Regions from separate parts of the Mus musculus genome. Here region 1 is linked to region 2. A link is a loop called in an ENCODE intact Hi-C map of the cell type or tissue named here. Cell type or tissue: left cerebral cortex. All regions are shown on one strand.

Region 1 (8,000 bases), 81 kb before region 2:
TCTTCTCTTCTCTTCTCTTCTCTTCTCTCCTCTCCTCTCCTCTCCTCTCCTCTCCTCTCCTCTCCTCTCCTCTCCTCTCCTCTTCTCTTTTCTTTTTTCTTTTCTGAGACAGGGTTTCTCTTGTATAGTCCTGTCTGTCCTGGAATTCACTTTGTAGACCAGGCTGGCCTCGAACACAGAAATCCGCCTGCCTCTGCCTCCTGAGTGCTGGGATTAAAGGTGTGCACCACCATGCCCATCTTATGATAGATTCTCACAAACTAGCAAGATGTGACTATATTGCTCTGAATGCCCTGTGTAGAAACAGATGCTTTGAACTCCTCCATACACAGTCTTTCATTGTTCTATAATGGTAAGCTTGACCAGTTTACAAATGCAAAACCCCATTTTAATACCCTGTTTCTTTTATTTTTCCACTGATCATTCTCTGAGTATGTACTTAAGTCACATATGGCATTCTGTTCATTATGTTACCTAGTGGTTACAGGACTGGGTTCTCACACACATATTAAATGTAAAATATCTCAATACCTTTAATCCCAATTGCATGTAGAAATATTACTTAGCAACATTTTTAAACTACATCCTTATTAGGTTAATTTTACTTGCTTTTTTTTTTTTTACGTTTTGTGTGATTACTAAACACCCAAAATTTAACATGCTGTTGGCAATGATGATTTGTTATGGTATATGATATGGTATGTTTGTATTTGCCATTATGAAGAGCAAGAGTGACCAGATGTGTGGTCTGGTAAATTGCCAAGTAGGCATAGGTATTCCCCAAACATTCAGTGTCTGGTGAGGGAACAAATCAAAGATTTTTTTCAGTTATTAATTAAATAAAAAAGGTCATGGACCTGCATATTTTACTGACATACATGCAAGTCTCTTTTCTGAAACTCATTCTGTATATGCTCTAAATCAAGAGGCTTAAACGTAGGGAGTCCGATTTCCTTTCCAAAATAGGGTAGTGGTGACACTGATATTTACCTACGTGTTTTTCTTTTGTGACGATGAAGTGAAATAATATGAAGAGTATCTAGCAGAGGCACACATGCATGTATAACTTAATAAGCAATAGCTGCTATCATGGTGTTAACTATATTGATATTGGTAAAGTTACTGGTAAGACTATCAGCTGTCACAATGAGGGACAGTTAGTGTAAATGAGAATAGCTGTGGAAGCTACATCTAAGATGCTTCCTAAAGAATAAGTACCAACTAGACAAATAGAGTAGTATGTATTAAGAGTGAGAGTGGCAGTGGAAAAAATACACAAAGTCATGGAAGATTCTAATCCTCTCACAGTGAGATACTCTACAACAGCATGGGGCAAAATGGTGTACAAAATTACAGGTCACTATAGGAAATCCAGTCTAGAATAACCTGTGCCACTAAAGTTGCTTTCTTAAATATCAAAACGTGTGGCAGAACTCAGCAGCTTCTGCTCTGCTTTAGATGAAGACCCTGATGTCAGGAAAAGAGATCACAATGAATTAGCTTCATTAAGTAAAGAAGAAAAAAAGCAGATCAGATAGGCATTTTGTTCACAAGCAATTAAAGGAGTAAAAGAAACTGAAACATGATTGAAGATGCTATTCTGAAATTGGCTTTTGCAACAGTTTCTGCAAACCAAATTTCATCATGGAGTACTGTTGCCAAAAAGTGAGCCGGCCTGAAAATACAAATGCTCTCAATTTAAAACCACCCATTGGAAATAAAAGAAAATGCAGACAAAATAATGAAAACACTTTAATGCTTATAGATAAGTACTATTTGGGGACGGTTTTAATAAGCAAATGTTTATTTTAGTTGCTTAGAATATTCTCTTGGATTCTAGATACATAAATTTCAACCCACGATTCCTGGTTGCCATAACAACTTGATGCATTTGTTCTCTTGTGTCATTTTTTTATCACATCATTTTTTTCAACTTTGGTTGCTATGATAACACGGTATAGTTGTTAAATTTATTCTATTCACATTTTGTTCTACTGGAAACTGGTGGTTTGCTTTTATTTTTCTCCAAAGAAGCTTATATTATCGAAGTGTAATAATGAAAATAGTGGCCTAAATTAGAATTTAAGCTATCTTAAAATTTTAATCGTGTGCATCGACTTATGTTTGAATAATGTGACATCTGTGAGGCATGTAAGAAGCCTAGTGATGATCTAATTCCATTGAGTAGGAAGCAATCTTTATTGCACCAAATAAGGGAAATGGGTGGTGTTCACTGTTGATACTTCTCCAAGCATGATATTAACCAGGAAACAGTTTAGGGATGCCAGGAAATAGATTAAAACTGTCATTACTGGATCCCTTATTAACCATGCTGGTTCCCTGGTAAGACTGCTTATTTATTACAATGAAGGTTAGTCTTAGTTAAAAGTCCCCACTCTGTGCTAACCCGATATAGGAAAGGCACTCAAGGAATCTCTTACCAGATTCCTCTTGAATACAATTAGATAATTAGATAATGAAGTAATATGAGGTTAAAGATAAATTTGTTTCTGTTTATTCAGTCAATTCTTACCTTTTCCTCTGCTTCAGTTATTCTTGGTGATTACTCCATAACTTATAAATTGTACCACCTAGAATTACTATTGCAAGTGTTGTTGTGGAACTTGCCAAGGTATAAGGGAATAAAGCTACAAGATTATAGCTATGACACTTGTTGAAACTTTAAAAGTGACTAACTGTGTAATACATGGGAATTATTTCTCAACTCAATTTTGGATGAATGGTCATGGAAAATAGGAATGAAAATGATTATCCCACATATGTGTTTATATATATAATTGAGATAGTTCATCTCAATTATCAATTATTTGACATGGTTTAGAATTATCATAGACATGAATTTCTGGGTATATTTGTGAAGCATTTTCTAGATTAGGTTACTGAGGTGGGAAGGTCTACCCTAAATACTAGAAGTACCAATCAACCAATAAATTCTGGTCTACATATAAGCAGAAAGTGAGCTGAGCACCAGCATCTGTCACTCTGCTTCCTGACTGAGGATGCAATGAGACCAGTTATGCAATAGCTCCTGCTGACCAAGGCTTCCCCACTATAAGGGACTATACCTTCAAGCTCTCCAGTATTTTATCATAGTAACAAGGAAAGTAAGTAATACCATCATATGTGAATGTTCAAAAGGCTACTACTGCCATGCTCAGAGTGTAAGACGCAGAATGCATCTTCCTTCCTCCGCTCCCTCCATTTCCTCCCACTAATGGTCAGTGAGAGAGGGCAAGGACTGGGAAAGTCCTAGCTGAGATACTGAGGCTAGCTCTAACGCAGCATCTTCATAAGGAGTGTGTTTACTTTGGACTTAATATGAATAGGAGGCGTCTCTCATCAGTCTATTTGTCCAATTCTTAATAAAGTAGCAGAAAACCATTATATTGGGGCTACCTTGACTTTCTGAGAGTATTTGTGTTAAAGCATTGACCACATCACAGCCAAAATTTCATGGACTAAAATAATCCTCCCAGCAGAGGCTTTGTTGTCAGAACTGCAGTCAAATTTGACTTTTTAAATAAAAGGGATAATTGGTAGAAAAAAAAAATCTCTTAACTTGTCTAAGCCTCAGTTGCCCATACATGTCTAAAACTGTCATCAAAGTACATTTGGCAACTATAGATATGACCAATTTGCTATTTATTAGTACAAGAATTAATAAATGCAAAGTATTCCCAATAAATGTTCACCATTAATACTGGATGATGGCATTGAATGGCTATTCAGAATTTTAGGATTGTAACTAAGTTTACCTGGTAACTAGACCTGACTTCTATTCCATCAGGAAAATGGGGATTCAGAACATAAGAGTGCTCAGAACTGACACTGGGCACACTGAATCTTGGACTGAGGACAGCGAGACAAATGCTTGCTGTCCTCAGCCACCTGTGCATATGAGTGTGCTGATATTCTGATAGGCTGGGTCATGACTCGCTCCAGAAATGAGTGCTATGCTCTATATTGAAATGACAAGTGTTTTCACTTGAGAGGCTAGGGAGACTGGAAGTGACAGTGTTGCTGTGAACCTGTTCCTTCTTGATGCCTAAAGCACTCTCCAGTCACAAGCCAGAGCACTGGGGGAAGATGCATGGCTCTGGGAGGCCACTAGGGTGTCATTTAGAACCTCTCTGCTGGAACAATGGAGTAATATAAATTTCAACCCACATCCTCCCGTTGCCATGGTAACCTGATGCACTTGCTTTGAAGTGTCTTTTGTATCTCCCGACCCCTTGCTTGCTTTCTTTTTATTTTTAATCATGAAGATTTTTACTTTGCCAGTAATTTCCTTAATGTGGCTGTGACTTCTTACCCTCCTATTTCCCTATCCCTCCAATTTCTGAATATCTTGCCAATGAGCAATTCAAAGATAAAGATAATAGCTGCATGTATGTGTTCATACCTGCCTGCTGTGCCTGTAAATAAGTAAATCCCTCTCCCTTCTGTTTGTCAGCCTTTCTATAGTCACCCTTTCTTCTCTCCCTCTCTTACAAATGCATGTGCAACACACACACACACACACACACACACACACACACACACACACACAACACACACACGACAATTGTCAGAAAACTGATACACTGCTACAGCTGTTCAATGCTTCAAAAACACCTTGTGTGTCTTAAAAATGATAAAGGAAGTTTTCCATTGCAGAACAACTTCTGATTTAGTAATTCCTTAGTATTTGGTATGTGGCAGGCTGAACAAAGGGTCTGATTGTTATTACATTCAAATCCTTCACTTGGTCACTTGAAAATCTGTAGATTATGAGGGCAGTGTTTCAAGGTGAAGAGCATGAGGTGCTTTGGGTTTGCATTCAGACACTGTCAGTTCTTAGTTGTACAACCCTGTGTAGGTTAATTACACTAACCCTCATAACAAAATAGACTCTCAAAAATAATAGCATAAATTCACTCTCAAGATGTGTGTGAGGAGTGATTTGAGATAATACAGCGTACCTAGAATAAGTCTCTTTGAGACATTATAGACATAAACACTGAGTCTTTCACCTAGGAAACTGACTGTATGCATCCAGGAATAGGCTGCAGTTATCTCACCTAGAGATGCATATGGGCCTTCTTCATTACTATACCCTTCTCCACGCCAAAGAGTCCAGGCAAGCATGCAAACACAGAGTCCTGTGCCATCACCTTACTTGAATGCTGAAGACATGAAACATGGACACGGAAGAACAGAGGCATCTCCTGGAAGCTGCCTCAGAAATATGACCTCTTGTGATGTTCAAGTTTAGGTCTTTACTTCTGGGAGCAAACCTAGTTCGACATATCAAGCTAATAGGATATTTAGAAACTCTCATTACATTAGGGCAGCACTGCCCACCCCACCACAAAATCCCCCTTTCATGGAAGAGGTGAGTGTATTTAACCAGGAGCATTCGGGATGATGGAAGACATTTGAACGCAAACATAGGGTACTTGCTAACCTGTGAGTTGTGTGACTGCTATGCACTTGTATTCAGTGCCGACAGTGAAGAGAATAATGAGACAGAAATTAAATGAAATTTAAAAGAACTACAGTTATGTGACAGGATACCTGCTCTGTGGAAGTATCAAGACTTACAGAGAGGAAGTCACAGAAGATTAAGCAAAACGGAAGGAGATCACAGAGAACATTCTTGAAGGAATACTCTCTACGTTACAGTAATTTAGAAACATAATTTCAAGTAATGAGAAAAACAAGCATGAAAGAAGAGATAAATTCCTTTCCATTATTGTAGCTAATGGGGGAGTTCTAGATAAAAGTTCTTGGATTTTATTTAATAACTATATCATGGAATAACAGCTCACATCGTATTTCATAGATTCACTATCAAATAATGTTTCCTTGAAGAATTGAAGAATTATCTGTTTGATTACACTTCAGAAAGAAGATTGATTTTAGAATTGAATTAAACCAAATTAGAACTGCTCTTGCCTTTTTGGGGTGAGTAATTTGACCTCAATAAGCTTTAGTTTCTGCAGCGGAGAAGCTAAATTGTGCTCTAGGTTCTGCAGAGAATCTCTGGGAAGCTCGGACAAGACCTCTTGCTCTTGATTTGTCTCTGATGTAACATGATGGAGTGGTCTGTAGGTGGTAGTCTCCAGGGTGTGGCTGCACCAGGGCTCTATCTTGTGCTGATGAGTCCCCCAATTTCTACAGCCAGGATCTTTATTTCTAGACTTCTTTTGAAGCTACAATTTAGATTGGAGTTTTAAAAATCAGATCCTGAAAGTAACACAAGAGGGCAGCTTGTAAAGATTTGGGCTTTTTGCTGAATTTTTAGAAACTAAAAATTACGCAGTTAATCCATCCTTGGGAGCCAAGTTTCTGTCAGGAAGCTAACGAAGCACGCTCAGTTCTATACCCCATGCAACTGCAGTAAATGAGAGTTTGCGGGTTTGTCTATCTTTTCTAACATTAAATGTTTGTATACTTTGTAATGGGCCCTGTATAAGTGCTACTCAAAATGTTTACTAATCACCCCTCATGGCAGACCCTATGCAATGAAGTGACACAAACTGGACTTGGAGGGTAGAGAGGAAGGCAGCAGACACTCTAGGAGTAGTTGGGGGAAGGGGATGAATTTGGTCAAAATACATTGTATAAAATTCTCAATAAATAAAAACTCTATAACACTATAAACTGATTAATTAAAATAATATCCAGTGCTGTTCATCAGAGAAAATAAGGAAACATTTGGGCTAAAGCAAAAATCATCAGTATAAAAATACTAATGCTTAATACAGTTTGTCCTCTGTACCTATGAATTCTACACCCATGAATCCAATAAACCAGAAATAGACTGAAATTGTTGTCTGAAAATTACATATTTAGAAGCTATAGAGATGGCCCAGTCAGTAAGGATGCTCACAGTACTAGTATGTGGCTTTGAATTTGGATTCCCAAAGCCCATGTAAAATGCTGGACATAGATGACAGACCTGTAACTCCAACCTCAAAGAGATAGACAGGAACATTCCTGAAGTTCATTGGCCAGCCAGCCTATGAGTCAATGAGCTACAAGTTTTGTGATAGGATCTTTATCAAATAGTACCTAAGCTTTGGACCACCACATGCAAGTCCATACATATGTAGAGGCACCTTTGCACACACACTTATAACCACACTAAAAAGTATATGTACCACATAGATAGGCAATACCACAAATGCATCTGTAGAAATCACCTGCTTATTGAACACATGAAAACTTTGTTTCATGCCATTATTCCATAGACAATAGTATGTAACATCTTTGAAACATTTGCATTTTATAAAGCATCCTAAATAATATATAGATGATTTAAAGTAAATGAAAAGAAGTTTGAGGTTGCTTCAAAATACTGTATGTTTTATGTATAAGATATATTTTTGTACATTCGTGGATTTTGGTGTTCATAGAGATGTCCTAGAATTAATGCTGTGAACACCCAGAGATGATTATATTTGTATGTGTGTATCCATTTTATCAGATATTCTATATGATTAGTGTATAACTTATACAATGTACTTTCTACCTCTAATAGGCTTTCTGGTGTTTATGCCCACAACTAATTTTCTATATCATAACTTTAATAGACACTTCATGCTTTATCACATGGCTATGCTGTGTCATAGATGAGTGCAATGGTTACTAAAATATGGACTCTGGAGTGAGCTATATGGGTCCAGTGACAACCCCAGCTCCTATCTTGTGTCCTTGTGCAGAGAGTTTCCTAGTACAGTATAATGCAACTTTACAATCAGTCAATCAATCAATCATTTTTCTATTTTCAATCTTCTCTGTCTACTTTATATCCCACATGAACTCATGTGAGTTTTGATCATTGGTTCATGATGTCCTATATTTGAGGATATCTAAATTCTTATGTCCCAAACCCTCTTTCTCTGACTTCAGTTTGCATTTTCTATTTAATTAAAAATATTTATACATTTATTGCATGTTGTGTGCATGTATACCATAGTGTGTATGTGGAGAAC
Region 2 (8,000 bases):
TCTTCTGTATGCTTACTAAATATTTTAATTCTAATTATTTTTTACACAATTTGACTTATATTTGGACCTCACAATCACCTGTCTTTTCAAAATGTTTCCTTTGGCCATCCTATATATACTTGATAAAATTCAAAAGAATGTGACTGTTAAAAAAATATTTTCTGTGTGTTTTCATGAGTAACTTCTGAGTTTATCTGAGCCTACAGTATAGCTGTTACAGTGTTTAGGACATTTTATGTTCTTCTTATTTATTCATATTCTTTACTTTCTTCAAATTACTGTAGAGCATATAGTTTATCCATGTAAAAAGCAAAATTAAGTGATATTCTTTTGTTCATTCATAGAATTGTACAAGTTTCACCTTAATGAATTTTAGAATATGTTCATGACCCTCAGAGAAACTCTACCCCCCTTAGTAGTTACTCTGTGGCCAATGTCTCTCTTCTCCCAGAAGTAAGGATCTATTTTCCCCCTCCCAGAATTGCGTATTCAAGGCCATTCCTAAAGATAGACTTGTGTAATATGCAGCCTTTTGCAATTGCTTGCTTTAACTTTCATATATTCTCAAGGTCCTTATATCATTACAAGTATCTATCTTTTATTACTTGATTGGTGGATAGTTGTCTGTTAGCTGCTGTGTAACTATTCGGTTATAATACTTCTTTTAATCCATTTATAGTCAACAGACACAAGAAATGCTTGCATCTTTGAACATCATGAGTAATGGCATGAATATTCTTTTGTGAGTTTTTATGTGGTTATGTGCTTTCTGTTTTATTGGGTATTTGCAAAATTATATTTTGGGTCATATGGCGACTTTATGTATAGTATTATAAAGAATGTTCAAGCTGCTTTTAAAAGCAGTTATATAATTTTATATTCTCAGGAACAATATATGAGTGTTTTGTTTTCTATACATTCTTATCAATTCTTGTTATTTCTTACCATTTTATTGAAGACATAATAATCTGAAAAGATTTTTGCATGCCAGGCATGGTGGCACACGCCTTTAATCCCAGCACTTGGGAGGCAGAGACAGGTGAATTTCTGAGTTTGAGGCCAGCTTGTTCTACAGAGTGAATTCCAGGACAGCCAGGGCTACACAGAGAAACCCTGTCTCAAAAAAAATAATAATAATAAGATTTTTTTGCTTTAGAGTTGGTTTGAATTTACCTAAAATTAAGAATGTTGAATATCTTTTAATCTACTTAAAAACCATTTTTATTGTAGTTGTAAAAACATCTATATAAAATTCTTTCTCCATATCTAATTATTTTATGTTATTGAAATATGAAACTCCTCCTATGTCCTGCCCAACATCTAACAGGTTTATAATTGTAATATTTTCTGTTCAAGTATCCTCATTCTTTAACCATGTATTGGCACTGTTATCTGGACTATGACTTTTAAAAAATTTAACAAATCCTAACATAACCTCCTGAAAACACCATTTTAATGAACCTATGTGTAACTCAAGGTCACAGAGACTATCTCTGATATTTTCTTCTCAGCATTTTACAGCTTTAGCTCTCACATTGTTCCCTCCGATCAATTTGGAGCTCATTTTTGCATGTGGTATGTGCAGATATTTAAGTTCATAGTTTTTCTTGTTGAAAAAAAGTCTATTCATTCCTCACTGGATTAACTTGGGGACTCTTTTTTTGAAAAAGATGTTAAGTATGAATATCTTTGTGGATTTCATTCTTTCCTACTGAGTTGATGTCTCTCCTTCTACTTGGTATAAGCTAACAATCATTGAGAAGCCACCACTGTAGTGTTGATGTCAACATCATAAAAATTTTAATGCTCACAAGTTATTTGTTTGCTCCAAGCCATGAAAGTATAATGAGAGAAAGGTGATTTCAATATAATCTATTTAACTCAAAAACTCTTATCTTTTCTATAACACTGGGTTTTTTAGTGATGGGTGTGTTTACTGCGTTTTCTGCTTAGTTTTTTAAGGCACATGTATTGGATCATTATGATTCATTAATACCTTATTTCAACCATATTTATGCACATCTTTAATAGTCACAGCCATTATTTACCTAGCTAATTGTGTGATACATATTAATAAAGAAAATGCACAAAAATTCATAGGAGGCCATCAATAAAACTTGTTGCATTAGCATGTATAAAAAAAGCTAGAAGTGAGAAAGGAATAAGATACTAAAATCAAGTTCAAGCTCTTCAACTCTTCAGTAGTATGGATTGGTATGTTACTTCCTTATACCTAATATTCACAAATATTGATCACAAGTCAACACAGGCAAAGCTAAAATTATACATAAAACTCTCCAAGTTAAAATTACACATAAAACTCTCCAAGTAGACATCATAATTACTGTTGTGTTTTCTAAGTGCAGTCAGTGGTCCCATTATTCAGGTTTAAGAAAAAACTGCTATCTAACTGTACATTCCATTTGCAGGAAGCATAAAGCTTATAAACTCTTCAGTTAATTATGACAAACTGGAAGTATGGTTCAAACATAGATAAACTCCAAGGGAGGTTCTCAATCCATTCTGCAGAGCTCAATTGAATTTATGCTTTTAGCCAGCAGTGGTCTTGGAGGACAGACAGATGGTATTAGAACAGGGACCCTGATGGTGCATGCAATGTTAGCTTTGGTTGATACCATCACTTACTATCAGCAGCATGCAACGTTCTGTTATCTGTTATTCTATTATGTGTTGGCATTACAGAGGATTTGAAATGAAGCTTAATAATTACTCAACCAAAACCTTTACCCACTACTAAAGGAGAGCGGGTTGATATAAAGGAATGAGATGTGGACTCAAACAAAAAGATTGTTGACATCTTTTACTAGCTTTATGACTCTTTATCAAGTTAGCATAGCAATTAACACATACTTCAATTTCAGAATTTTATTTCAAAATTGGAGATAACATATGAATGAATCTTAGTTTTTGGTAAATACACACTACAGGTTAATTTTGAAAGTTGGGTTATTATTACCAGCAATGAAGATATCTCAATGTGGCTATAGTTTAAGTTCTACTGGTTCTCAAAGAGACCTGAGTAATGAAATATGGCAAATTGGTCTACTTTCAATTCATCCCAAAGCCTCTAGAGTACAATTGAGAATACAAAGTTTGGAAATGTAAAAGGGTTAACCTGCAAACAGGATAAAGGTGTTTTTTTTTTCCCCTGATAGTCATTTTTTATAACTTCTATAATACCGAAAGCCTTTTCTGAATTAAGAACTAGTGTTATATTTGTGTTGTCAACTTAAGTTCCAGAGAGCTATCTTGGAAGAAATAATTCCACTCTCCCTTGTTGAAAGAGCCTCCCGACCCATGTTTGGTTTGGATTTGGAGTACACAGCATACATATAAGATGATGCAGATTCACTATCCTGAATGTAAAGCTCATCTCTCTTAAGAACACTCCGTGTATCACTTTCTTACTGTTATCTGCTTTCTTGTTTGCTGGTGTTAGATCTCCAGGGCAAATCCACAGACACATGGAGAGCTTTCAATTTGCATATTGATGACTATTCACAGACCAGCTAGAGACATGAATGACAAATCTTCCAAAGAGTAAGCCCACTCAAAGCCGAAATTGTACAAGCATAGGGCCTGGGAAAGGGTACATACTGATCACATACTTTTATAAAGAATATATCTTTGTGATATTGTTGCACCTAACTTATAAATTTAAAAAGGGTTAAAGCCAGGTAATGTTAAACAACTCAACTGGACAAAATTAACATGGGAGCTCCTTATATGCCTTCCTTGGGCCTGCTTTCTCTTCTCTCTGTGCTGTCCTTTGAATTGTGTGCCAACGTGACTCATTAGATTTAGCCTCAGTCATTCCTGATAAGTGAAACTATTCCAGGAAGCCAGGTCTAGCAACAGGCAGCTTCCTACTCCCAGTACAGAGTGGGAGTTAATGCCAAACTTCTTGACGCTGTCTCCAACTACCTTTAGCCTCAGTGGAATTGTACTAAATATTTGGACAAAATCTGGCCCACAGTAAACTTGTAATGATGCTTGGCATTACAATGGAACTTTAATTGCTGCAGTTCTTCCAGGAGGTCCTAACTGGCAGCATGTAATGTGATCCCATGTTTGCTGTGTAATAAAAGCCCCCACCCCAGGCTAAGTACAACACATTCATTTAATCAAAAACTCAAATTATATGGAAATATTCATGTCTCAAAACGGTTACTACTCCACTATGTCCATAAAGAAAACTATATATAAATATTTGAAAACCCTTACTTGCTGATCCGTGTATATTCAAACACCTCTGAACAAACACCTAAGTAAGAAGTTACTGCTATTTGTATCTGGATTGGATGAACCTCTCAACGTATGGGAAGTAAATGTGCTAATTTATTTTGATAGTTATTTTAAATTGCATTTTGGTGAAGCAAATATTTTGCATAATCTAATATCCATGCCTTAATTAAATATATACTATAAAAACACTTTCTTAAAAGACGTTCAGAGAAGCAGTTTGCCTCTGCAATGAATTTGGTCACACACCATTGTTCTTTAGGTAGTGTCAGCATTTTCATTAAAAGCTGTACTCTATTTATAGCCTGGAAGGAAAAATGCATTCCGGGCTAAAACTTCATGTACAAAATGTTTTTCCAAAAGCGGTTTTGTAAGGTACACATAGATGGAAGTTTTATAACTGTCTGAAATCTCAAGGTTTAGAAGGAAACCCATGAGAAGCTGACAGAGAATTTCATTTATTCCTGCCTCATATGTATCAGGATAGCACACAGCATCTGGGATGAGAGCTGGGCTATGAAGAGAATATAGTTCTCTGTCACGAAGCCAGAAAGTCAGGATTCTTGGATTTCACTTCTGGTTGGTCTATTTGATATAGATCAGAAGCAGCATGGATTCTGTGGTCACTTAGAATGAGGCTACGATTCCGTCTCTGCTGCTTACACAGTTTGGGGAATTTCTTAAGCCTGTAGGGTGAGCAGGATACACTCACTGACAAGTTGGATGTCATTGGACTGTGCTTATTTCTTTTTTAAATTCTATTCATGGCTGTTTGAAACTGCATATTCCGTTTTCCTCTGTTAGTGGGAATCCTTATTCTGAAAATTTATTTTAAATGAATGGTTTTTCTAAATGTATTTTGCCAAAATGAAGTTTTCAGAGAAATGATACAGTTAATTCCATTCCACCTTTAAAGAAGGCAAAGTATGGTAGATAATATATGAACAGCTCACATGATTTTAGAGTTGTCTAAAAGTCATCAATTTTGTCCCTGCAGTTTCCAGTCTAGGGACATTTATTACCTTACTCTGTTGACGAAATGAGCCGAAATTGCCATAGTTGACTTGAATAGATATTTGGTAGTCACATGGATAAGATGAGCCCCTTATAAAGATATATGGAATTTTGTAGGATACAGCAAAGCATTCTCTTTACAGCTACCTAGCTAAAGAAGAACCATCGGAAGGACTGGGAGTTTGCCGTTTTTTGTTTTCAGAATTGCTGTATCCTAGAGCTAGTTCATCATAACAACATACATTATTTAGTTTGTACAAACCTAGCTTATAATTTCTGGCTATCTCATTTCATTCATAAAACAATCTCTTCTCCTTTTATCCTTAATTAATTTGGTGTATGTCTGCAATATACTTACTATGCCCAGATACTGTAAATTCAAGTGGAAGAAAACAGGCATTGTTCCTTTCTTCATGGGGGAAGCAGAAATAGAACAAGTAAGTGTACGTGTAAAGATAAATCAGTAACTGGGGTAATTGCTATTCAATTCAAATATGTTTGAAAAGAAAATGATGTATAGAAAGACATCTAAACAGAATGCTAATTAAACATATATTTAAAAAGTAAATCAACTGGGTGGGGAGAGAGGTGAGAGATGGGGTGGGGGCAGAGAATGGAGAGAGCTATTTTGGCAGAATGAATAGTATATACTTACACGTGTTACAGAAGGTTGCATTTCTGAAAAACCAGAAGACCACCATGGGAGTAAAAAAAATAAGATTAATGGGGAGTGGGAAGGATAGGCAGTGGTAGAAGACACAAGCCAAAGCATGTTCAGAACTTCACTGAAGTGTTACAGTTTGTAAACTGAGCAGGGAGGAGTGGGTGAGTATATGTTGGAGTTCTGAAGTTATTGTTCTGACAGCTATATAAAGAACAGGTGGGAAATGAAAACATAGGTGGTAGATGGTCTCATTTAAAAACATAAAAGAATCTTTTTGCAAAGATTTTTGCAGAAATCCGGACAAAAATAGCTGTGGTGTGAATTATCTTGGTGGTGGAAAAACGAGAGAGATGAACAAATGTGTGGTGTTTGTGGACAGATATTCCAAAACACGGGATGATTGCACAAGTAAGTAAAAGGAGGAAGTGTGCTGTCAGATGAATTCTGCGCTTTGATGCAGGTTCCTTTTAAAAATAGTAGAGGGGGGAGTACGGAATCTATTGAAACGTCTCTAGACAAAAAGTTGAAGAAGACAAGAAAGCTAGTAAGTAAAGCACAAATTCACAGTAGATGATTTAGCAAAGGGGTCACGGGACAGCGGTTTCAATAAGGTGGTAGTGCTGAAGAGTAAGTAAACATGACCATTATATATATTTTGCACTAATAAAAGCTTACTCTCTGTGGGAAACCATTGATGTGCAGTATGGAAAACAAGAGGTTACATATATAATAGATGTGTTTAATTAATAACAAAAGTCTCCTTAGAAGATGGAATAGATGAGAGCTAAGGACTGTGTCCTGGTTGGTGTCTGATATGTAAGTGCAGATGGGTACGGAGAGGTACTTGAATATAGAAGTAAGTTCGAATGTGCCAGTGGGAAATGTTGAGTGGGATGTCTTCTATTTACTATGTGAAATTGCAGTGAGTGGGCCTGACTGCTGAGAGCGAGAAGTGGGGAGAGGAAGGGACCAGATGGTAGAAGCATTAGTATGATGCATAGCAGGATTAAATGTCTAGAGGAGATGAATGCAGCTTCCTAGGATGAGCTTAAAATGAAAGAAAGGGTTTCTCTCCGACCTGTGGATAGTGCTGTCAGAACAAATCACTGCAAGGTGGTGTCTCTCTGCTTTGAGTTGGCTGTTGTACAGCTCTCATGTACCATCTCACCATACCACAGGCTTTCCTCATTTGGCAGGGCACTCTCGCTGTTAAATGTGCCTGTCTAGTTTCTTGTAAGCACAAAGGGCACCTCCAGGACAGAGAATATTTTTAACATCTAATGTAGTGTCACATTTGTAATAAAGATTACCAAGAATTACTGAACTGCTAAAAATAAAATCAGGTCAGACAATTACATAATTCATTGTGCATAGAAATGAACAAAACAACAATAACAGTTCACCAAATTCCATGAGACTCAGAGCTATGAATGGCCCGAAGCTCTGCTCATAACAGTTGGGGCATAATTCATAAAAACAAACAAACATATAAACAAACCACAAAAAGATGAAGGACTCTCATCATTTTCATGATGGGTGAGTATTCTTGATCATTCCTTTTAAAACAAAAACTTCCTATATTTGCTTATTGCTTGTTGGTCTGATTTTACTGAAGCATGCAGAGACTAATATAAACTTATGTTTAGTTTTTGATCAAATTACCTTTTAACTGTGGTTAATGAACAAAATTAAAGTATCTTATTAGATACATGTCACATAGGGGACAAAATTTATTTTTGGGAATGCAGGACAAAAGCATTCACCCTTTTACAATTTGGGTTTATACAATGAAATACAGGTATGGCAAACATTTATTTTTCTGATTAAACAGTGACCACCTTTGTTCTTTGAGAATTGCTATGTGCTACTTGTTGGGATTGTTTTTATTTCCAGATCCTCCTTAGAGCCTTACAGGATGAATCATAACCATATAGCAGAATATTCTACTGTTATGCACTTTCTTTGTACCCTGATTTCTTGTGAGAAGTGGCCGAACCTTCTTAACTTTCTTTTCTGAAAGGTCAGCATAGGCCATCACCTGTGCATGGTGCTTGGGAGA

What was found. Peaks named below come from ENCODE experiments on the same cell type or tissue, not always from the same donor. Only the 100,000 strongest peaks of a DNase experiment are listed, where the experiment ranks them.
Region 1: it touches region 2 in a loop (2.0-fold over the local background); 2 of 42 quality-filtered maps call a loop at or near these places.

The regions. Positions count from the first base shown.
Region 1 is chr7:90,839,640-90,847,639 of GRCm38, forward strand. It overlaps a transcript of Dlg2 not described here. Among named protein-coding and RNA genes, the nearest start is that of Gm39048, 170 kb to the right of the region's middle. In left cerebral cortex, CTCF peaks have their summits at 4,128 and 6,256 (motif pointing right); DNase peaks (open chromatin) are centred at 1,735, 4,186 and 6,266; H3K27ac peaks cover 2,222 bases.
Region 2 is chr7:90,920,725-90,928,724 of GRCm38, forward strand. It overlaps a transcript of Dlg2 not described here. Among named protein-coding and RNA genes, the nearest start is that of Gm39048, 91 kb to the right of the region's middle. In left cerebral cortex, no CTCF peak of the experiment used is centred here; DNase peaks (open chromatin) are centred at 4,795, 6,270 and 6,887.